2 separate regions of the Mus musculus genome follow, and region 2 is linked to region 1. The links are chromatin loops, found by intact Hi-C in ENCODE. Cell type or tissue: heart. All regions are shown on one strand. Each heading gives the region's core, and the rest is flanking DNA. Links, peaks and the distances in the headings are about the cores only. Region 1 holds the start of Mgat5 (mannoside acetylglucosaminyltransferase 5). Region 2 overlaps Mgat5 (mannoside acetylglucosaminyltransferase 5).

Region 1 (12,356 bases), core at 1,966-9,965:
CAAAGTCAGGCAACTGAATTTAAAAAACAAAAAAACAAAAAAACAAAAAAAACCAAACAAACAAAAAAAAGATGTTTCAAGTAAGTCAACGGTTTGTATTGGGCCATATTCTTAGCCATTATAAGGCCACATGCTTGATACCAGTGAGAAATGACTGGGGGTGACAGGGTGGGGGCCCACAAGAGAACTTTTGCTCATATGCAAAAATGCCTTAGAACATTGAGGCAGAAGCTTGCAGTATAGCCCTATCTGGTATCAAACTAGCTAACTAGCTGTGTAGACCAGGGTGGCCTTGAACTTGCAATAATCTCCCTACCTGTAACTGCTAAATGTTGGGATTACAAACATGGACCCCCACCCACAGCTCAGGTAAAGCAACTCTTACTGGTAATCAGGTATGTGGGAGCATATCTCTTTCCTAAGCTCATGGGCAGCAGAACAAAAAGACTCTTTAGCAGTCCTGTAAGTAGCCACTCCAGTGTCGTCCAGGAGGCATTAATATAGTCCTGGCATTGAAAGCGACAGACAGTACCGGTTCACAAGGGCAACTATACCCATCAAACCCAGGGATTAAGAGGCAGGGAGGGATGGCTCAATTCCTAAGTGTCTGCCACAAAAAAAAAAAAAAAAAAAAAGACCTGAGTTTGAATTGTTGGCAAGTACACAAAAAGCCAGTCCCAGAAACCCACATCTATAATCCCAGGGCTAGGGAGGCAGAGGCAGAAGGAACCCTGGGGCCCGCTGGCCAGCCAGTGTAGATGATCAGTAAGATACCCTGTCTCAAAAACAAAACAAAACAAAACAAAACAAAACAAAGCTGCAGAGCAATTGAAGAAGACATCTGACATGGACTGCTGACCTCCACATATGCACAGGGTCCAGGACAAACGTAAATGTGCACCCACGGACACAAGATGAAATGGCTTATTGCCCTGATTGCCTTTGCCTGCCTAGATTTTGGGGACTACAGAGTTCCAGAAGGAAGGCCCTGTTTTCACTCTAGGGGTTTGTAACTTAGACAAAGGTGCTGTGAGGTTCTTAAGAAATTAAACAATTCCTATGAACCCTCCCCAGCGCATACAGCCTTCTTAGGACCAAGTCAGGGACTAAAAAATTAAACTGGAATTGACTTTAAAAAGAAAAAGAAAGAAAGAAAGAAAGAAAGAAAGAAAGAAAGAAAGCAAGCAAGCAGCTTAAATGTCCAAACACACAGCAGAACTCCTTACTCTCCTGGCTGAGGACATGGTCACAATGCCAAGGCTCCTGGGACCTTGTCTTGGCAGCTTCCCAAGAACTATTGTCCGCATCTGCACCGTAAGCGGTCATGACTACCTGTGAGAAGGTCATGCAGAGGAGGAGCATCTTCATCCCCAGCATCAGGTCTGGCCATGGCTCACAGAGGATGCTAGATAAATGCTAATCCTATTGGGGATGACTCAATAGACTGTCTACTGCACAGGCATAAGAACTGAGTTCAGATCCCCAGCAGAGGCCACAGGTGCACACCAACAGGGATGTGACTTACAGGTAAACCAGCGTGGCTCAGTCCGTGAACTCCAGTAAAAGATCGTCTCAGAAATAAGGTATGGAATAACTGAGAAAGACACCTGACTGACATCAACCCCGGGGCCTCTACCGGGACACACAGGAACACACGAACATACATATGCATACACCCCCACACACACACATATACATCACACACACACAAAAATACGCAAACACACATATAGCACACACATATACATACCACACACACCACATACATACATAGACATAGACACATACTACACACAATCACACAGACATATACATCACACACACAAAAACACACAAACACACATGCACCATACCACACACACCACACACATACACAGACAGAGAGAGAGGTAGGGAGGGGGGCAGGAAGAGGGGGGAGAGAGAGAGAGAGAAAGGTAGGTTATCAACATGAACACAATGATATTAAACAGTATAGAGATATGACCTAGATTAGGCATTTTATAACCCTAGTGTAGTGTAAACCCATGCCTATATTTCTAACACTTGGGATACGGAGGCATAAAAATCAGGAACTCAGCTCTCATCTAGACCACACAGTGAGCTTCAGGCCAGCCTGGGCTACATAAGACCAAAAAAAAAAAAAAAAAAAAAACCAAAAACCAAAAAACCCCAAAACTATACAAAACTTCAAAGGATGGGCCAATCCTTACTCTATTCAAAAATAGAAATGTAAGAGTTTAGCCCTCTCTTCTGGCTATTCCGAGTGACTCTACTTCAAAGCAGTCATTAACTCTAAAAGCAGTAGTCTGGTAAAACCTGCACTGACAGGTTCCAAACATTTGTCTCCCACTCAAACCTCTGAACTGTCACCCAGATGGCTAATTCCACTCTCCCTATAAAAACGATTTCTTCCCTCTTCTAATGCCTGGATTCTGACATTTATACACTCCCATCAAGGCTGTTCATTACATTATTCCTCCAGCACCAGAAATTCCTTTCCTAAACCTTATGGTCATTAAAGCAACCCCTGAGACAAGGCTAACAGCACAGGTTTGCCTGTCCCTCTGATGACCAGCCACATCCCCCACCCAGGACAAGTTGTAAGAAATAACTCCAGGCCCAGTGCTCTTTAAATCTCTCGGGAGCAAGGCTGCCTGTGAGGATGCAGAATGGTGACAAAGAGTACCAAATTTTCCTGATGACTGACCTTAGTGACTTTATGGACATTTCTGAAATACCAACTACCCCCTTCCCCTGATGGGACTCTGAGGTGACACAGGACCCCCCCCCCCCCAATCATGATGTATTTCCCATGCAAGCATGGTGACCTGCATTTGGCCTCCAGGACACAGGTTAAAAGAGACAATGATACTGCAGTGTACACTTGTAATCCCAGCACTAGGGAGAAAGAGTAGGATAGATCCCAAGGCTCGATGGCTAGGCCAGCCTAACCTAATTACTGGGTTCCAGGCTAGTAAGAGAGTCATAAAATCAGGAAGTGGATGGTGCCTGAAGAACAACACCCAAGGTTGTCTTCTGACCTCTACACAGACACCTCTGTCAGTCTGTCTGTCAGTCTGTCCATCCATCTGTCTCTGTGTCTATGTATGACTCTCTGTCTGTGTCTATGTCTGTCAGTCTGTCTATCTGTCTGTCTGTCTGTCTCTCTCTCTCTCTCTCACACACAAACGAAATGGAGAGGGGGATGGAAGAAGGGGAAGGGGGAAGGAGAGGGAGAAAGGGGGAGAAAATGGCAAAATTACATAAGGAAATAGTGAACAGCTACTCTTCTGGGACAAGCTCCTCAACTGTGATCACAGACGACTATGACATTTCCATGCTTAGGAGGCCCGCAGAGCACATGGCTGATGGGTTCTTTTGAAACCAGGGAAGCCAAATGGGAAGAAAGGAAGTCTGACTTGCTCTCATCTCTTGGGGTCCCTTCCAGCTCCTCTCTGGGAACACTGCGGATGCGCATCCATATGCACATGTTCTGTATAAAAATGCATTCGGATGTGTGACTATATAATGAGCACAGTGTTCACACTTCTACACACAAAGCACTGGAAATGTGTACGCGGCTCAGGAGAAGATCCAAAGGCCCAGCGAGCTCTGCTGTGACAGCCACTGGAGCTCACAGAGACAACCACACTCAGAGAAAGGACGGATGCTCCTGCCATCTCAGGTTACCTTAAATCCAGCTGGTGGGGGAACTGGGGAGAGGCCTCATTGAGGAAAACATTTGCAAGCATTAAGACCTGAGCTTGACCACTGGAACATACATTCCTAAGAAGCCAGGCAGGTACAGGTAGATAGCTCAATGGTTAAATCACCTGCTAGACAAGCTTAAAGACCCAAGTTTCAATCTCCATCACCCATATAAAGCTGGACACCAGTGTCTATAATCCTAGCACTCCTGTGGAAAGATGAGGGACAGAGACAGGAGCTTCAGAACTCAGCTAGGTCTTGGCTAACATGAGCCTCAGAAACAAGAGCTTGTCTTGTCTCAGACAAGATTGAAGGCAAGGACTGATGCTTGAGGCTGTCCTACTTATATGTACACACACACACACACACACACACACACACGGACACACGGACACACACACTGACACATACACACGAACACACACACACACACATTTTACATTTTTTTAAAAAGCAAGGCACAATAACATAGAGTTATAATCTCAGTGCTATGGAGGTGGAGACAGACGGACCCCTGAAGCTCACAGACCAGTCAGACCAGCCTACCCACCTAGTACCAGACCAGTGAGAGACCCTGTTTCAAAAACTCATGATACACAGAATCTGAGGAATGACAGCTGAGGTTGTTCTCTGACCTCCATATGCAAGGACGGACGGACACACACACACACACACACAGAGTCATTCTGATAGTTACAAAGCTCTAAGCCCATGTAGACTCCTATCCTACTAACTCTAGTCTCAAATGTCCCATACTAGGACGGCAGGCCGACACAGGAAAGACATGACTCAAGCCTTTTGCCCAGACATTCAACTGGGCCACAGGCAGTTGCTGGGGACAGACACTTCCTCCTTTTCTCTGTCCCTAAAAAGGGTACTCAGGTCACTATAGCCCCATTCACCCCTTCTCGCTATTTCCAGAGCTCTACATCAAGTAAGTTTATCATATGGACATTAAATTGTAAACAGAAGAAAAACTAAAATGTCCTCTAAAGGGGAGAGCTTTGTTCTGATCCTAACAGAATCAGACTTAAGCCTTCCCATCTCAGCACTGAGCGACAGCCACAAAATGATTTAGAGGAACTAAGGGAGGGTGGGAAAATTCGTAGAAGACAGGTATGAGATGGTTTGACTTTCTTGACTGAGATAGAGCTCTGTTTCAGGGACAAAGGGTCTCCCACAAGTCCAGGGTGGTGGATCCCACCGGTCTTGACAACAAACTAGAGATAGGTCAGTTAACGAACTTGCTTTCCACTTAGAACTCGGTAGATTCGAATTTGATCTAACCTTATATCCAAGTGTAGTTACAGATGTGACTTTGCCATTACACGGGAAAACCCACACAAACCTCAGTTTGCTGCTTCCCAACTTCACAGCCCCAGAGGCACCCAGGACCAGATTCAAACACCAAGCCGAGGCCTGGAAACTACTGCCAGGAATTACTGAGCTCTAGATCCAGACCAGGCAACCTCAGCAAATCAGAAGGCATCCTCTGGGTCTTACACTTACACACTTACACACACACACACGCGCGCACAGGCACACACACACACAGCTCAAGAGTGCTCCAAAAGCCACTGAACAAAAAAATACAAGCGCCACCCCTTCCCTCTTTCCCTGCGGTGGCTTTGTGTGTGACATCGACTGGGAGCGCGCGAATGTTGTCGGGCTCACACACCCCCTTCCACCCAACCTGCTCCCATCACAGAGTAAATGGGCGCGACTGAGCGCCCTGCGTTCCCTGAGAGTGGGTCCACCTGGCAGACCGACGCGTCACCAGGCCTCTGGTCTTCCACCCTCAGGGAGCAAGGGTATGACATCCACGCCCCCGTCTCCAGAGGCCAGAGTGGCTCTGGAAAGCAGAACCCTGGTGCCCGTCACAGGCCAGGCAGAGGCCGAGGGACGAGAAAGGGTGAACAAGAGGGTACAGAGATTCCCCACTCGCACACCCCCTACCCCCAATTTAGCGAGCTGCGGCCCCAAAGGGGACCAAAGAGGCTGGCCTGGCGACTCGGCAGGAAGTTCCCAGGACCGCACTGAGCATGCTCTGGGGGAGTGTGTACGCGGGTGTCGCCCTTACATCCCGCAGCCTCTGCCATCTCCCAGTCGTGGGTGCACGCCGGCAGGATCGCGGCCGGGGCGGGCTGTCCCTAAGGCTCTCTAGGTTACGAAGGGTCTTCTTGACCTTTCAGCCTGGAGCTTTGGATCTTTATATCCCTTCTCCCCAGGGACCTGGGGTCCCACTCTTCATTCTTCCTTCCAACTGGCTCAAGGCACATCTCACGCTGAGCTCTCGGATCCCCAGGACCCTAGCCCGGCCCACGCTGGCATCCTGGTTTCTGGTTTCATCGCGGTCCCAGCGTCCAAAATGCCAATCTCAGCTTCTCGCCTCCAGCCCACGCCACCCGAGCCCCTTCTGGACAGTTCCTTGGAAGCCTAAAAGCCTCAGAGGCTAGAGAAGATCTTCGGGGTCCCATGAGAGGGGATGCCTCTGAGCAGGTGGTGGACCCTCCAAGCGGGTCCCTCGGTTGTACTCTGGGGTTCCCACCCCCGTCCCAAATCAAACACGGCCAGAACATCCACCCACGCAGCCCCCGGTGTCAGCGTTGGGCCGGATAAGGGCTGCCTCATCTCCCCTAACATCCCCCACGCGTCCCCCCGCGATCCACAGTCCGTGCATCTCCCCGAAGGGGGATGGCGAGCTTCTGAATCGATCGCTCGACCCTGCAGCAGCTCTTACCTGCTAGTAGGGGAGCAGCAGAAGCACCATCAGTAGCAGTCGGGTTCACTCTCCAGCAGCCTTGCTCCAGGAACAGAGGTCCCAGGCACAGCCAGGAGCGGGGTCAGAGCGCCCCCTGAGACTGAGATGCGGCTACCTGGGCTAGATCGAGCCTGGGGCCGCCGCCGCCACCGCGGGAGCCGCAGGGCTGCCGGGCGAGCGGGCCTCGGCAGGGACGGTCTGAAAACTACCAGCCCTGTCGGGGCCGTGCGCAGCGCGTCCACCTTCCGCCCCTAGACGCAAGCAGGGACGTTCCTCCTGAGTCCAAACGATCAGGACAGAATGGTTAGGAGATCTTTTCGAGGTTTCTGCTACCCTTCCCGGATCGACCTACCCAACTTCTCTCAGCTTCTAGGCTCGCGCCGCTCTCCAAGGCAAAGGGATTCCGGGCCACGGACGTTCCGCAAATTCCCCGCCCACCCCGGCAGAGCGCTCAGCCAATTCGGAACGCCTCGGCTTCTCGGGGATCGTCTGCAAACTCTAGACCCTGTACAGGAGGACTTGAAGCCGCTCCATTCCGCAGCCCAAGGAGAAACAGGCAGAGAGCTAGACCGAGGGAGCTGAGTAAATAATACTCTAGCAAGGTCAGGGGCAGGGTACAATTACTGTTACATACAGTGCATTCTCCAGAGTGATGGTCTCTGGGCCTCCTCAGGACAGGGACCTTTCAGGAGTGAAACCAGTGGGGAGGAGATGGCGGGCTCAACTGTTTAGGGGGTCTTGCCAACTTTTAACAAACGCCCTGAGCTCCATTTTTATACTTTATAGAGTAGATTGGCAAAAACAGTAGGAATTTCTGTCCCGTGTCTTTTTTTTTTTAACTGAACAGATTTGTATTTGTTTATTTTGTGATGGGGGGGGGGGGGGGTGGTGCAGTCTTACCTAACCCAGACTGGCCTCGATGAACTTGCTTTTAACAGAGCATACCCTCGAACTCTGGATCTTCTTGCCTCCATCTCCTGAGTACAGGAATTACAAGCATCACACCCTTGGCTTTGGTGACCCTGAGCAAGTCATTTATCCGGATCCTCTTAGCGGCTCTATTAATGAGGGCAATAACGGCTGCTCCATGACATTATTGTGAAAATGTAATGAAATATTTGTAAAGGGTTTGGCAGTGACTGGTACACAGTAGGCACACAATTTTTCTAATGTGCTTCTTTTTCTCTGCTCAGTCTGCGTTTTATGAGCAGCCTGGACAGCTTAACACCGTACTCTTGTAAATTCAAACAGAAATAAAACACATCTCCTGCCCTGAGGGCACCACAATGAAACACTGACTAGCAAGCAATATTCAATCGGCCACCCTCCAGGGAGCTGGCCGTGCATTTACATCACGGAGCATTATAGATCCTGGTTAAGTGTTGTCTGGAATGGAAGGAGGGTGGACTGATGGATTACCCGGGGTGTAAATGACAGGAAGTTCTGCTCCTGTGAGCCATCGCTATATCCAGTTACAGTAGAAGGGTTTATCCTGCAGAATTTCTTCAACCTTGTTTCACAGCTCCGTTCTTAGGCTAATTTCACCCTAACTTGCCCCCCTCCACATCCCCGGCAGAATTATTTTAAACCTGGGGATTATAGAATTTTGGATTTTTTTTTTTAACACTAGAAACAATTTAGTTCCTCTTCTGCGTTTTGTGAAGTAGCCCTCTCGGCTACACAGCCAGTGAGTAAGAGCTCTTGACACCCAGGTCCTTCATAGAACACACCTGTGGTGTTGTCTCCTGCTTGGAGCACCCTGGGAATGTACACAAATGAAATCAGCCCTTCTTTAACATCCACCTGGAGGAAGAGGCTGGGCTACTTCTGGATCAGAAGAGCTTCCAGGTGTCAGAGACAGTCCAAGTGGGGTCCAAGGACACCGAGGAAATTGGGGTGCACAGGATGAGCTTTTCTGGAAACCCTAGGAATATTCTGAGGCATTCTTCCTTGCAAGCCAAAAAAAGTGTCTCAAGAAAAATGGTGACATCTGGTGGCCAGGACTTTCTGTGCTGGTTATAGATTATAATCATAATAGATTCTTTAGAAAGCCAAGTCCCATGGACCAGACCGTTCCTAACTGTACCAACCTGGTTGTCTGAAAGACATTCATCACTTAAACTTTATAGAGGATATTCTATATAGTTATTTCAGATTCTTTAACCCAAAGCACATACATATATAAAGAAATAAAATATGATATAAGTAAAATAGTAAATTCATATGTACACATATGCATAATCTCTCTTATCTATTCTTTTCATTTACATAAATATATTGCATGTTCTTAGGGAGAAATTAATATTACTTCAATTGTTCTTTCGATAGAGTAAAAGCATTAATTTACTGGAGCTGGGGAGATGCTTCAGTCAGTAGAGTGCTTGCTTGTGTGATCAGGAAGACCTGAATTCCATCCCTAGAACCCATATGTAAAGAACCAGGCTTTGTGGAGCATGCTTGTAATCCCAGCACTGGGGCCCAGGAGACAGATGGATCCCTGTAGCTTGCTGGCCAGCAAGCATAGCCAACTTGGAGGGTTCCAGGTAAAAGTAAGTGAACCTGCCTCAATAAATAAAGTGGGCATCTATGAAATAACACCTAAGGTTGACCTCTGACCTCCACAGGAACATGTACATACCAAGGGACTGAATATACTATCTGAATAATTGCAAAAGGGACTCTTCCTTGCAGAGAGGACAGTGGTGGCAAAATGAACTAGTGGTGGCTAGTTCATCCCCAGAACCAATAAAAAAAGTTGATCTCAAATCAGCCACACCCCAGCCTGGACGGTGACTTCCTCGAAGTTATCTAGTCTGCGTATATTAACCCTTCGGTGAATCTAATCTATATACCCTGGTGTCTCCCAAGACCACAGGGCCCTGTGCAATTGGGGCAGAATTCTAGTTTCCTCTTATTGCTATGACTAATGCCATGAGCAAATACAGCTTTGTAGGAAAGAGCTCATTTGGCTTATACTTCCAGGTTGCAAATCATTACAGAGGGAAGTCAGGGTAGGAACTCAAGACCATGGAGGAACACTGCTTGCTGCCGAGCTCTCTGGCTTGATCATAGGCCCATGTTACCCAGGGTTGGTGCTGCCCCGCTGTGGGTTTGGCCTTCCCATATCATTCATTAATCAAGACAATCTCTCAAGTATGTGACAACGTCCAACCCAGTCCAGGCAATTCCTCAGTTGAGGTTCCCTACTCTTAGGATGTATCATCAAGTTGACAATAAAAACCAGTTGGCACACTACACATATACACACCAATACATCCTGTTGGAAGATTCAGAAGAGGGTGATAGGAACCTCAAATGAGGGTCCAGTGACCCCTCCCCCTTCACCTCCTCTTTCTATGAGAGATCCTCAACAGTCAAAAGGCCTGCTCTCAAGGGTCTCTTGTTAGGAGTCACAGCTGCCTCAGTGAGCTCAGTGGTTGTTACTCTGAGAGAACAGAGTGCTACAGGTATCAAATGTCTTCCGATTTTTTTTTCCGTGTCATTACCAGTGCCTGTTGCCAAGTCATTTTAAATTATATTGTTCCATGTCTGCCTGTATATTTGTTCCAGGTACCATATGGTAGATGATTGCTCAGTTATCAACACAGTAAACAGGCTTTGTCCACATAGTCGACTCTATTGTCTCCTAGCCTCTCTGTGTGAATTTTATTTATTGTTGTAACATTTCATGGGACAGAGCGTACTGTGTCCATTTTATAGATCTAGAAAAAGTAAATGACACTCCCTCACAGAAGCACTATTGCTAAGGATCCTAGCCATTACTGAATCTGAAACCATCTTATCCCTGAGGCCTGGAATCTTTGATGCCCTGCTGCCCATATTAGAAAACCAAGAAGAGATGAAGAGTGGAACAGGAACTACTCTAAAGAACTTGTGAGATCCTAAAGTATAGGTGGTATACATAAACCTATTGAAACTGGCCTAAAGACAGTTCAAGCAAATAACAATTGTGGTCATAAAATGTCAAATCTGCCTCTGTCTTAGATCAGGGCTCTGTGAAGTACCTACCACTGTTATCTCAACAACAATGCTTTTTTCCTGCTTGGGCTTAAGCCACCTTCCCGCCTGAAGGGATTATCTACTGTGTGCCTGGGAAAGGTGGATGGCTGTGTTTGACAAGTCAGTGATGCCCAGTTGCTAAAGTGCACATGCTAGTGTGTGATGGGATGCTGAGGTGGTGGTACCTTACAAGTGCTTGTGCTATGGCTTTGGGAGCTGTTTAAAGATGCAAGCTACTGAGGCAATGCCCATCTTTCTTTTGAATAAATCCCTCACCTCCTTAAATAAGTCCAAAGAGGTCCTAGTTATTTTTAATTAGGTAGCTGAATGATAGACATTTGAATCAAGAGGTACAAGCTCTTGGGAAACAGATTTAAACAAGGAAGGGTCATCTAGTTTGATTAAAGCTGAGCATTGAAACAGAAGAAAGGTTTTGTGGGGCAGGAATATAGCTCAATGATACAGCATTTTCCTTGCATGCTTGAAGTGCTGGGTTCAGTCCCTAGAAACAAAAGGGAAATCAAAACATAATTAAAGATTTTGTATGTAACATTTGGTCTACCGTAGCTAAAGTTCATTAAACTCACGGTCAGGGATATGGCTTGGTGGTAGAGTAAATATAAGGTTCTATGTTCAACCCCCAGCACCATAGAAAATTATTAGATTATGAATTGATTTAATCTAGATTAAAATTTTAGGGAAACCAAGCAGAGACTAAGGACTATGAGGACTATGGGATGAAGGTAGCAGTGTGGAGTTGAACAGCTTCACGAAGGAATAATTCAGCCAGTGAGACTGTGGGAATTGGATCTTGCAGCCAAACCTGCCGACCTAAATTCAATCACATAGACTCAGTTATGAACACAGTAAGCAGGCTTTGTCTGCATAGTCAAGTCCATTGTTTCCTAATTATGTTTATTGTTATGCCAGCTCATGGGACAGAGCTTACTGTGGCCATTTTATAGATCTAGACAAGGTAAAAAACACACCCACCCATAAGCACTATTGCCAAGGTTCCTAGCCATTACTGAATCCAAAGTCAGCCTGTCCCCAAGTGAGGAGAGAACTAACTCCCACAAGTTATCTTTGGCCTCCATACAGGCTTGGTGTCACACGCGCACACACAAAACAAAACCAAGTAAGTGTAAAAAAGTTGAATAGTAGAAAAATACTAATGATCTCCAAGTCCCGAATTTGGGTCAAGCTACATATGAAATGGTTATCTCAAACAAATGAAACAAACAGAAATAAACAACATAACTTGTTTAGCAGCTGAAGGTCAAGATATATGAAAAAAACAAGGCCATTGCTGATTTGTGAGTTGCTGTCTTATGTCGCCTGGGCTCATGGGAGATCTGCCCTCTTATTTCAAAACAAGGCTGCTGGTTGGAACAGAAGGAAAGAAGAGTTAGAATAACAGGTGATGCGATTGAGTCACACACCTCAGCCACTCCCTGGCTTTCCAGGCCAAAAGAAGACAATAATGAGCACTCTACACTGATCCACTGTGTGTGTGTGTGTGTTTGTGTGTGTATGTGTGTTGTGTTGGTTGTGGGGAGGGGACAAGCATGTCAATGAGCACTTATGGAGGTCAAAGAACAATTTTGTGGAGTCAGACATGGGTTCCAGACATCAAAGCTTAGGCCATCAGATTTGCTGGCAGGTGCCTTTACCAGTTGGGTCATCTTGCTGGCTGGCTCTTCCTCCTTCTTCCTTCCTTCCTCTGTCTCTGTCTCTGTCTCTGTCTCTGTCTCTGTCTCTGTCTCTCTCTCTCTTCTTTCCTTCCTCTCTCTCTCTCTCTTCCTTCCTTCCTTCCTTTCTTTCTCTTTGCTCCTTTCTTTCTTTGTTTCTCCTTTCTTTTCTCCCT
Region 2 (12,356 bases), core at 1,509-9,508, 110 kb before region 1:
GAGGGCTGAGATTACAGGTGTGTGCCATCTCTTTATGTGGAACTGGGGTTGGATGTGGCTAGGCAAGCCTCCTACCAAATGAACCACACCACTGGGCCTCAACATTTTTATTATTCTTTTAGGATTTCACTCATGTATGCAATGACATATGACCATATCCACACACTCTTCCTCCCCTCCAACTCTTTAGGTTGTATCCCCCAACACAACATAACTTCATGTCTCCTCCTCTCTTTCTCTCTTTCTCTCCCTCCCTCCCTCCCCCCTCTTTATATGTGCATGGGTGTGGGGTTGCCTAGCTACAATGGGCACGCATATTCTCAAAGGAGTATGATTGTCCCTCTCCCAGCAGCTAGCCACTGGCTCCTCTGTAAGCCATGGGGCCAGCAGAACACTTCTCTCATATATTCCTGGACAATTTAATTTTTAAAAAAGGGATTTATTTTTATTGGTTATTGACAGGGATAATTCTATGTTCAGAGCCATGCTGGAGAACCTGACCTTAACTATAATCAGATTTGGGAAAACAACTAGAGTCACCACTGTTCACAAATATTTATTAAACTAGTAAGGATGAGGTTGTATTCTAAAGGCTAAGGACATTCCTTTGTGGCGCTTACATTGAAAGAGTGGAGTCCCTCTCTTAGATTAGACATTTCCACCAAGCTTCACCTGGGTCAAGAAACAAGCTCCTTGGGACACACATGAGCCTGTAATGAGCACGGGCAGTCTGTGAGAACACTCAGTGTGGGAACCACCCTGCATTATGGGATACAAGGCAGTGAGGAGGCCCTAAAGCAACAACATACAAAGAAGAAACAAGCACCGAGGAGATGGGGCTGGAGAGATTGTTCAGTGGTTAAGGGCACACTTTGCTCTTGCAGAGGAAGCCTAGTTTGGTTGTCCACACCCACACTGGGCAGCTCACAACCACCGGAACCTCTAGCTCCAAAAGATCTGGCATCCTTTTCTGAACCCCACAGGCACGTACGCTCATGTAGCACACACACACACACACACGTGAAGAAATACTAAACAAACAACAAGAAACGAGAGAGATGGGAAAGAGGAAGAGGAGGGGAAAGAAGGGAAGAGGAAGAGGGGGAGACAGACAGACAGATTGGGTAGGGGTGGGGACAGACTACACAAAGAGGATGCAAAGCCTGGCCTCTATTTTTACAAATACACACAGTGCCCACCACACTGCGGCACTCAATGAATATGCTTTATATGAGCAAATTAACAAAACAGATCAACTATCACCTACAAGAACAAACAATTGTCCTCAAATAAATTATAGCTTCCCAGGTGATAAAAGCATTTCTCACCTTTTTAAAAAGGTGTAAAAACTGCTAACAGCTTTATTGCAGTTTTAAGCAAACGGCGGGATATTAGGCTATGTTACATTTAATGGTAAGCCCCATTTATTTAAGGATACTGTGTGATGCAGGGTAGTTCTGATGGAGTTTAATAAGAAAATTAGGACACAAATATTCCTTCCATTTTCTAGCATATTTTTATATTTATCATGGTGTTTTATGGTTATAGTAGCAGTAAGATGTGTCCTCAGCAGGATTACAGTTTCTAATTACTAATGAACATTAATTTTTTTCTTCGTATTTCCTAAGTCTTGGTGGTAAAAATTGAAGCCCAACATTACTACCCAAATTTCCCATGTTCCTACAATTCACAGTACACAATAAGGAAGAGAACGGGTGGTCGAGGACATTTAGAACACCCTCTGGGGAAGGGAGCGCTGCTTTTCAAGCCTGGAACTCTCAGGTTAGTGCTGAGATCAATTAGACGGCAGCGGACCAGGCACCCTCAGAGCATCTGGAAGTTGTCATTTCCAGGAAGCCATGACAACACACGGTAGAAAGAACGAGAAGGCTCAACCAAGATCAGGGTGGTGACGGAGTTAGCAGAGCTGTTTCTTTGTGCGGGTTAATGTTGGCTACCAGGATCCCTGGTACTGAAAAGGCACATCTCTCTGTACCTCTGTGAGCAGGGGTTGTACATTAGGTCAACTGAGGTCAACTTGGTGTCCAGGAAGGGCCCTCAGAAGAAGGGCTCTGCTGGTAGATGAGGGTTCTCAGGCGCATGACCTAGATCCTCAGGAGAGATTGGCAAGCCATGATTTCCCTCATCAAACCAATCAATATTTGAGAAATTACCAAGAAAGGCTGTATATGGGAGCTCTCCTTCCCCTGACCCCATCTGCCCTGGGCCAAGCACTCCTTGGGGTCCACTTACTGCTTCAGGACAGGAGGGAGAGACAAGAGGATCCTGGGAAGCCCAACTGATTGGCCTGGCGAGAAAGACATGCTGCCTCAAACAAGGATGAAGAGAACATCCCCCAAGGCTGTCCTCTGATTTCTACATGTATGCCATGGTATGTACTTAGAAAAGCATGCACGCACACGCGAGCACACACACACACACACACACACACACACACACAGAGTGGGGGTAGGGGGGACAGGAGCAACAAAACACGAGCAGAGTTAAGACCCAGAGTACTCAACATACTCTTCTGTGGCATTACCAGGCCCCATTTTAAGAAGGATCTGTAAAAGTCAGCCAAAGGTTCTGGGCAAGGCCAAGGCTTGCAGTTCACCTGCGAGGGACAGTGACCATGTTTCAACCACACAGAAGTGCATATGCAATGAGCCAAGGACTGACATCCAAACTGCCAATGATAATTTCCTTCTCTGCTTGGCTCCTATCTCAAATCCCTTTCTGCCAAGGCTGCCCCGAGAGACAGAACATGGACGAGAGCTGCTGAGCAGCCTCGCTCACAGCAGCAGAGAATAGGCAAAGACAGGGCACTAATGAGTAAGGAAGGTGTTAATGAAAAGAGAATTAACTTCGGCCCCCTATAGCCATCGGCTGCTGGGAATGTCAAGTCCCATCACTTACATGTCTTAAAATTAATTTTAAAATGACCTTTCCATGGAAAGACAATATAGTCTCGTGTGTGTGTGTGTGTGTGTGTGTGTGTGTGTGTGTGTGTGAGAATAGTTGTTATTTATATCAGAGGAGAGCTGGGAAAGAGTCAAACACTGCAGGAGAAAGACTGGGTTACTTTATCCAATCTGTAAGCTAGACCACTAGGCAGATACTGGCTTTGCCGCATCATCTGTGTTTACTGCCAATGGCAATTCATATGAGGTTGATAACGATGTGGCTACCAAATGACTTAACAGCAAGAAAAAAACACCACAAAGGCAAGCTTTCTGTTGTATATAAATACCACCCCGATTTCTAAAAAGGAGCATGCACATGTATACATTTGTCTACACACAAACACACACACACACACACAGACACACACACACCAGCACTTATAAAAGACTGGAGGAGGGCTGTGAATGTGGCTGAGTTGGTAGACAGCTTGCCTATATGCGCAAAGCCCTGGGCGGGGCCCCAGCACCATAGGACCTAGGTTCATCGGTGCACGCCTGTAATGCCAGCATCCAGGACACAGAGGCAAGAGAATCAGAAGCACAAGTCATCCTTGGCTCCACAGTGGATTCTAGGCCTGCTTGAGACACATGAGCCCTTAGAGGAAAGGAAAGAAAGGCGGGCAAGAAGTAAACTTTGTTATCACTGGTAAGATCTGAATCTAGAACCGAAGCTTTCATTTTCTATATTTCCTCATATGCTCTCAATTTTCTACAAAATTTCACGCCATCTTCAGGTCACATAAGCATAAAGTGATGCCATTTTAAATTTGCAGGCAGTACAGTGCTCTCTACTCTCAGAAGACGGCTTTAATATCAAGGGAGAGGAACCTCTCAGGAGCGTCTCAGTGGCACACCCTGTTCTGCTCGATCGATTTTTCCCGACACAGGGTCTCATGTGGTCCACGTTGCCCTCAACTCTCTCCGCAGCCTATAGCACCAAGGATGACGGTGGACTCCTTATCCTCCTGCCTGTGCCTTCTAGTGCTAGGGTGGCAGATGAGCACCACCATATCTGTTTGGTATTTTAATTTGGGGTGTTTCTGCTTTGGTCTTGTTTGGTTTGGGGGGGGTGGTTGTTGTTTGCTTTTTTTTTTTTTTTCTCCGCATGTGGTAGTGCTTAAACCGAAAGCTCTCTGAATGCTACGCTAGGCAGCCTCTTAGTTTTTAAAGTCCAGTTCCTCTAATGACGAACTGTAACCTGTACCTGAAATAAATCCTTTCCTCCCCTAAGTTGCTTTTGGTCTCAGTGGTTTTTCACAGCAACAGAAACTAGGGCACACACAGAATCCAAAGGTTGAACATCCGAGCCCTGGCCACTAGGTAACCAATTGAGTAACACTAATAAATGTTTCCCACCCAGTTTGGTGTGGGGATAAATGCTGTCCCCTCTGATCCCTGTAGCTGTGCCATGAGCTTCAGAGAGGTCACACCCACTACATCCTGAGGATCGTCGCTTGCCCAGAGTCACACATCTGGCATGGAACAGGCTCATCTCCCAACCCACATGGAAACGGTCTCTATGGGCTTTTGACATAAACAGTTGCCGTATCAAGATCACCCATAATAACTACTTGGAGCATCCTGGATGTGGAGTCTACATGGAATCCCTTCCACTTCCTGCCTTGCTAAAAACAGGGCTGTGATTCTCAAAGTCAGCCCAGCTGCGGAACACCACACAGACACAGAGCCTGTGGTGAGGAGGGGTGGGATGCCACTCTTCATCCTAGCTCCTACTATGTGCTGGCAAAGCCTGGAAACAGAGGCCAGGAATGTTTGCTGTCTGTCCACACGGGGGAGGAGGATGGCCCGTGAGAACAGGGAATTCCTGCTGTTAGGTGGCCTGAAGTTAGGAAGGAGGAGAACCAAGGTGGTGAGGCCCTCCTGTGAGGACGTCTGGCAGACTTCTCAAACTGAGAATGAGCAAGGAGGGAGGAAAGAAGATACAGAAGCCAGATCATTGGAGATCACTCATCCAAGACCCAGAACAAGAGTGAGATGAGCCGGGAACTCCTGAGGCCTGGATCACTGTGGTATGAGTTCTGTCGGGCTTGTTCTGAGAAGAGTGAAAAGAGACAGGACCGTGGCGGGCTCTCAACACCAGGTAAGGAGAAGGGCCCTGAGATGCATTCCTTCCTCAAGCCCAGTGTGGGAGAAAAGGCTCCACAATAAGGAGAAGGGCGGGCCCTATACACACACACACACACACATACACACACACACACACACACACACACACACCCCATGCTGGCTGCCTCCTCAATCTTCATACTGGGCTGATGTACTCCAGAGCTTGGCCTCCCTTTGACACAACTGTGCTGCCGAATGTCCAGCACAGCACAGCAGGAAACGCCCCAAGCCTCCAAAGAGGTCCATTTTTAGGTTCCCAGGGTGCCAAGCAGTCCTTCCGTAAACTGCATCCTTGGAGAAAGAACAAGGTCTCCTGAGACAAGCCCTGCAGCCTATCCTCCTCCTCTTGGTCTTGCTGCAGTAACAATGTAGTTTTCCTGCAAGGGCAGGGACTATCTGCTTCTAGCATGGCGGTTTCCCAGGAGAGTCCACAAAAGTCCTAGCCCTCACTGACAGTTCCCTGGGTCTTATTTGTAACAATAGAGGCAAGAAGGCAAAAGGGAGGGGGCACTTTTCAAGACATGCAAATTCGTTTCACCTTTTTTTTTTTTTTTTCTCCTAGGACAATGGAAAGAGAAGCCTTGTAAGAGCTCTTATATGCAGCTCAGAAGTCATCTGGGGCTGAGCAGTGCAGGGTGGAGCCAACATCCTAGATATACATATCCAGGCTGAAGAGGCAGCACCAGCCCAAAACACTCAGGGCTGCTCCGTGCAGACTGCTGACCAAAGCCCAGAGCTGACTCCTTCACCTCACTGCCACCACCATGCAGCCCTCCAAGGGGTGCCAGAGGCGCCTCCAGCATTCATTTCCACAGCACCCTCTCCTCCAAACATTCGCACTGGGTTTTGTACCTCACAGCACGTGAGCCCTCCAGTATCCCCAGTGCACATCTGTCTCCTGCAGTGTATGCTCTGCCCAAACTTCTCCCCTTTGTCCTTTAGCTACACAGACACTCCCAGGACTCTATCCCAGGACCACAGAGACACTTGTATGGCCCTGTTTATTAGATGCCCATCAACCCATAAATAGATAATGAAAACAAGGCATACATACACAAGGAGATTTCATTCATTAAGCTATAAAGAAATGTGGAAATCGTGGGACAGTAAGTGGATCTGGATATTACTGTATTAAGTGAGGTGATGCAGACTCAGAAAGACAAATACTACGTCTGCCCCCAAATACAGAGCCTAACTTTTAATGTATATGTGTGAGTTCTGTGTGTGTATGTATTAATGTATGTGTATATGTGAAGAGACAGACACACACACACACAGAGAGAGAGAGAGAGAGAGAGAGAGAGAGAATGTGTGCAAATGAGTGTAGGCTATGAAACTGGAAAGAGGATCGTGGAAGGGGAGAAGGTGTTGAGGGTGGGGAAGGGCAAGAGACATAGGGGACCTGAAGGCAGAAAGGAGGCTGTGGGATGGGGGATGGGAGGGACAAAGGGAAACAGACGAATGAGGAAGAAAAGAGGGAAGGAAAACCATCAAAACCAAACTTTGAAACTATCATAATGAAACCTAATAGTCTGTATGATAATTCAAATACATTAATTAAGAGATACACCAGGAGAGGTGGCTTCTCTCACCACTCAAGGCAAAGAAGTCCCTTGGGGATTTTTATTTTAAAGGTGCCTCTGTGTGTGCACGTGCGTGTGCATGCATGCGTGTGTGTGTGTGTGTGTGTGTGTGTGTGTGTGTGTGTGTGTGTGTGTGTAGGTATAGGTATGTATACTTGAGTGCAGGTGTCTTCAGAGGCCAGAGTGAGACCCTGGATCCTCTGGAGCTGGGGTTACAGATGGTTCTAAGCCACCAAGTGAGGATGTTGGAAGAACAGAAAACTTAATTGCCGAGCCATCTCTTTGGCCCCTCCTGGACTTTTATTTTTTTTATAAACCAAATCCCCTCTACCATTTAATTCATGGAAGAAGTGATTACTCCCTGACATTCCCCCGCTTTTATGAAGGGCAGGGCATCGACAGGAGTAGAAGAATCCTTCTTCCACCATAAACACGAAAGCTGCTTAGGACACACCAGATGGACCCTAACAACAAGCCAGTCTCTAAGGATGAGAGCCAGTCAAATGAACAGTTTGGGACTTTAACAAAGCACAGCAGACAGAAGCCAGCAGAATCCAGACATAACAGGCGACAGAACCTAGAGGCCAAGAGAGACCAGGAAAGTGGTCTGTGGGTGGGAGTGAGCTAGGAGAGGTGCACGGCTGTGTTAGTCTGAACTAGGAATGTCTCTGGAGTAAAGTACGCCAGTGTCCAGTGAGGCAGGAGGACGAGACAGGGTCACTAAGGTGTAGCTGGACTGCAGAGAGGATTTCACTGTTCTTAATTTATCAAAATGAGAGCACGGAAGTGGCCCAGGTCTGGCCTTAAGTAAGAGAGAACCACCAGGGTTGGGAATGTGGGTCAAGCAGCCCGAGAAAGATTGGGTCACCTCAGAAACAAGAACAGCATTGACTGGCGTGAATGACAGCAGCTATGAGCCCAGACAGGCCCAGCCCAAACTGTGCTGGCCTGAGGTAAGCAGGTGTGGCTGGAAGGTAGGAGCCCACACTCCTGCACCCCAAGGATGAATGCCCCACTGTTCCACACAGGCTGCTGGGGACGTTCCAGCAACACATTTGAATGACCAAGTCCCAAAAGGAGTTCAGAAGTCTCTCTTCATTCTGCTTTCTGTTCCTTATTCCTTAAAAAACCGAAGCAAGATAGAAAGACAGGAAAAACTGTCATGTGCAAATCAAGAATTCCAGAACAAATAACCTGTACTGCAAAGGTTGCTGACATGGGGATAATATTTCTGTCACATACATATTTTGTGTTAAGCTAACAATGGACTAGGCTGGGGCCTGAAGGTTTGTCCTTGGATATAGCCTCATCCGTCTCCTCCAGTGACTGGGACACTCGTATTCTCCTAAGTTTTCTTTACAAAATTGGGCAGCAAGGAGGATTCAACCACAAGCTGTAAGTCGCTGACTTTCTCGCATCAAAAGAATCCTGGGTAGTTGCTGAGTCCCTAGTGGGCGTGACCAGAGAATGGGCTATGGTGACTGGAGAAGGAACAATTTGGAAGGTTTCAGAAGTTTCAGTTGTGTGAAATGACTGTTGGTGTCACCATGTTTCTAAGTAATTGAATCTTGAGAGTGGCCATGTTCCAACAAAACTTTATTTATACCAATAAGCAGCAGTCTGAATTTAGCCCATAGGCCAAACCTTGCTCAACACTGTTCTAAGGTCTACAAACGGGATTATAACGAAGTAGGAATCACTTAAAAAAAATCAACTATTAAAATTCGTCCAACACCAAAGTTCTACTTATAGCATAGCAAGATCCTCTGACCCTTCCCATGTGGGAATGGAAGGAGAGGCTTGTCACTTTCCTATACTCTGACAATTTCATACATGTACATAATATATTTTAGTCATTTTGACACATACCCCATCTCCCCCCCCCCATTTCCCCTTTACTCCTACCAAATTCCTTCATTCTTGAAATTTTTATTTCAGACAACTAATAGGATCCTTTTAAGCTAAACACAGATACTGAACACGTAGGACCGATTGTTCATTCTTTTAGGGCAAATATCTTGGCAGCCCATCAAACATGGTCTGTGTCTGTGGCAGATAATGAAGAGTCTGCAAATAGATGACCCACACAGCCCAGCTAAGCCACCCAACATCCCAGAATTTTAGTATCTTACCTGAGACAGGATCTCCAGGAGCTCAGGCTGACCCCCCAAATTCCCGTGTAGCCAAAATGACTCTGAATTCCTGATCTTCCTGCCTCCACCCACCAGAGCTGCCTACCTGTCAATGTCACCAGTGGTGGCAAATTCAAGGAGAGGTTGGGGTCACTTGGATGTCTCTCTAGATTTCTCAGGACTAGCACTAGATCACACCTTGCTAACACCACCCTGCTACTTAGGTGCCAGTGTGTAAAATCCCAAGCCAAAGAAACAGGGAGGTTGCTAAACTCAAGACGCAAAAACCAAATAAACATACCAATTATCTACTTTAGAATATATTTATTATCATCATCTTTGTCAAAACTAGGGAGAGGTTACTGTTATCTTCTGTTAAAAGCTTATACTATGTGTACTATGTGTAACCTTTAAGGGTCAAACTGAAACAGCCCATCCCTCTCCCTTCTCCCCTCCCTCTTCTCTCGAGCAGGTGGTCCTAAACTGTATAATTAAGCCACCTAAGCAGAAGTCCACGAGGGAACCACATCAAGTCAGGGAGTGACCAAGCAAGCAGTGTTCTTTCATGGTTCCTTCACCCAGGTTCCTGCCTCCACTTTCCTCAACGATAGACTGGACTCTGAGCTGGAAGTGTAAGTCAAATAAATTCTTCCCTTCCCTAAGCTGCCTTCGGTCAGAGTGCAACTTATGACCAAAACAGCAACAGAAGAAAATTAAAATACCATGTAAGTAAAGTTGTACCGAAGTAGATTTATCTAACCTAAATCAGCAACAGAACCAGGAAACCCTGTCTCAGTAGACCGCACCATAGGATGGTCCCAAATACCTCAAACACACACATTCTAGTAAGTTCTAGAAACTCAGCTCCAAAAACCACTCGGCTAGGCTCTGTCCTGTGACGACAAGCACACGGTGGGAATTCCAACACAAGACTGAGACAGGTGTGTGTGTGTGTGTGTGTGTGTGTGTGTGTGTGTGTACACCTGCATGTGCACACCTATGTGCATGTGGAGAAAGCCAGAGAATACCCTCAACTGTCATTCTTCAAACACCATCCACCTTGTTTGTTTTTGGTTGACAAAGGGTCGCCCACTGATCTAGAGCTCAGGAAGTATGCTTAGTCAGCCAGCCAGTGCCTCCCGAGTGCTGGGATTATAACAAGCACACCAACTATGCTTGGATTTTTTTTAACATGGTTTCTGGGGGTTGAAAACAGGTCCTCAGGCCCTTTTGTAATCAATTTCCTGGTTTCCCTTTATATTACATATCCCACCACACACACACACACACACACACACACACACACACACACTCGCTCGTTTCTCTGGAATACGTTATTTAGCAACACATGATAAAGACAACTGGTAAAACCACAAGTCTATAAATACATAACGTGTTGGTCTTGCCTATGAAAAAAGTTTGATAAACTGTATTTAGAGGAAACACCTGCTAAGTTGCTGTCCTTCCTGACGAACGTAATTAATGTAGAATTAAAACCTTTAAGACAGCATCTACCACAGGGTCACATCACACTTATTCAACACTAACATTTCGTGCTATTCTGTTCTCTCTGGTGGTAACTGATCTCTGAGACCGATAGACCGTATAGGTCAAGTCAATGAGTCATTTGTCTTGTGTACCTAGTGTTGGGTACCTAGTGTTGGTGGTTGGACAGTGGCACACAAAACAGAGCTTCATGGCTTTAATACATTACATTTAAAAAGGCATTTTATTCAGACGTGTGAAAAGCCAGTGCCTAGTAACACTGACTTTTTACACGGCTGCTGGGGAATCAAACTCAGGTCCTCGGGGTTGCTTGGCAAGCCCTTTACCAACTGAGCCATCCCCCACATTACTGCTGATAAATGTTGAAGAGATACATCAAAAGCAGACAGTGTGACCTAAGGATTCATGTCCTAAGAACTGAGAAAGAACATCGGAGTCCCCGAGCTGTAGCGCCCGTCTCTTCATAGACACATACACTTTAGAGCCAAGTTTCTGCGGCACATATGAGTCCCTGTGTCTGTACTCCAGCTGCGCAAACTAAGCCTACAGTTTCATGTGTTCTAACTGAGGGCATATTTTTGACTAGGCTGCAAAGCAGAGCACTAGCTCTCCTACACCATCCCAGCATGCCATCTACAGCAAACACTAGACCCACTGAAGACTGGGTTTGATGGCTCCATTTCCCCTTTGACAACTAACAAGAGCTCACCCCCTAGAAAACCAGGTCATTCGGAACCCTCTGTGACCACAGCACATCCTGGAAGCAGAATCTCTACGACGCTATGGCCCGAATTCCACTTGCGATGTTTATTTTAAGTGTCAGTATGTGCACTCTGGCACCGTCTGGGTCATGCGAGATGGCTCAGTGAGTACAGGCACTTGCCATGCAAGCCAGACCAGAGTTCCATCCCTGTGTGGTGGAAAGAGGGAACCAGCTCCTAAAGGCTGCCCTCTGGGCTCCACTGTGTGCAGTGGTGCATGCACACAGAAACATGAATGGAAATGCACAGATGACAACAATAATAATAATAATGAATAAGACAGAAAAAAATCTATTGCAAAGTTATACACTAAATGCTAATTGTGTATATTGCTCAGAGGACACTTTTATGTGATTTTTCTCTTTTGTTTTCCTGCCTTCAATTTTTTTCTAAATTAAGCATAGCTCTTACTAAAAAAGGAAGATAAATTTCACATACATCATTTTATATATATCTAAAGTTATATGTGTGTGTGTGTGTGTGTGTGTGTGTGTGTGTGTTTGTGTGTGTATAGTGCCTCATATAGCCAGGCCAACATCAAACATCCTAGGTAGATGAGGATGGCCCTGAACATCTGATCTTCCTGCCAATAGCACCACCATGCTGGGGTTTCAGGCATGTGCCGCCATGCCCAGATCCAACCAAGCATGCCAGGCAAGCTAAGCACTATTTCCAGCCCTCGTGTGTTATTTTCAAAAACACGAGGTTCCTGAAATGAGCAATGAGTTGAGCACAGTTAAAGACAAAAGCAATAAAGTCTGGAAAATCAAACATTAATGGTTCGGGGCAGTTCATTAGCTCAACACTGACCTTAACGGCATCCGAGACATCCTCCTCCCCACTGGAGCTAATTACATTTTGTTTAAGGACAGATAATGAAAATGTTTGTTTGCACTCTCTGAACACACTCCTGTGAGCAGAACCTAGAAATAAGTTGACAGAGTGGGGACTGGCTATAAATGCAAGCCAGAGAGAGCTCTGGTGCTCTGAGTGGCAGGTCTGGGGTGTCTGTGTATATAGGAGTCCCACAAAGGGTACAGCTTTACCTTTCTAGAAATACAGCTATGGGCTGGGGAGTTGGCTCTGTGGGTTAAAGGGCTTGTTGGACAAGTGTAAGGACCTGAGTTCAGATCCACTGAATCCATATCGAGCCAAACACGGCAGCCTGCATATAGAATCCCAGTGTGCCTGTACAGAGATGGAAGGCAGGGACAAGATAATCCCTCAGAAGTTGAGGAGGCAGCTAGCCTGGCATGCAGCTGCCAACAAGAGATTCTGCTG

The links. A loop is a pair of places that touch in the nucleus more often than their neighbours do. Peaks named below come from ENCODE experiments on the same cell type or tissue, not always from the same donor. Only the 100,000 strongest peaks of a DNase experiment are listed, where the experiment ranks them.
Region 2: a loop joins it to region 1, with 2.7 times the contacts of the local background. A loop is called at or near these places in 9 of 42 quality-filtered maps.

What each region holds. Positions count from the first base shown.
Region 1 is chr1:127,199,520-127,211,875 of GRCm38, reverse strand. It overlaps Mgat5 (mannoside acetylglucosaminyltransferase 5), which reads right to left and starts at 6,890. Exons shown (of 18, transcript NM_145128.3): 1 at 6,449-6,890. In heart, for the core only: CTCF peaks have their summits at 6,594 and 8,462 (motif pointing left); DNase peaks (open chromatin) are centred at 5,655, 6,605 and 6,935; H3K4me3 peaks cover 2,699 bases; H3K27ac peaks cover 2,220 bases.
Region 2 is chr1:127,307,234-127,319,589 of GRCm38, reverse strand. The region is part of intron 3 of Mgat5 (mannoside acetylglucosaminyltransferase 5); the gene reads right to left. Among named protein-coding and RNA genes, the nearest start is that of Gm51747, 13 kb to the right of the region's middle. In heart, for the core only: a CTCF peak has its summit at 4,759; no DNase peak of the experiment used is centred there; H3K27ac peaks cover 752 bases.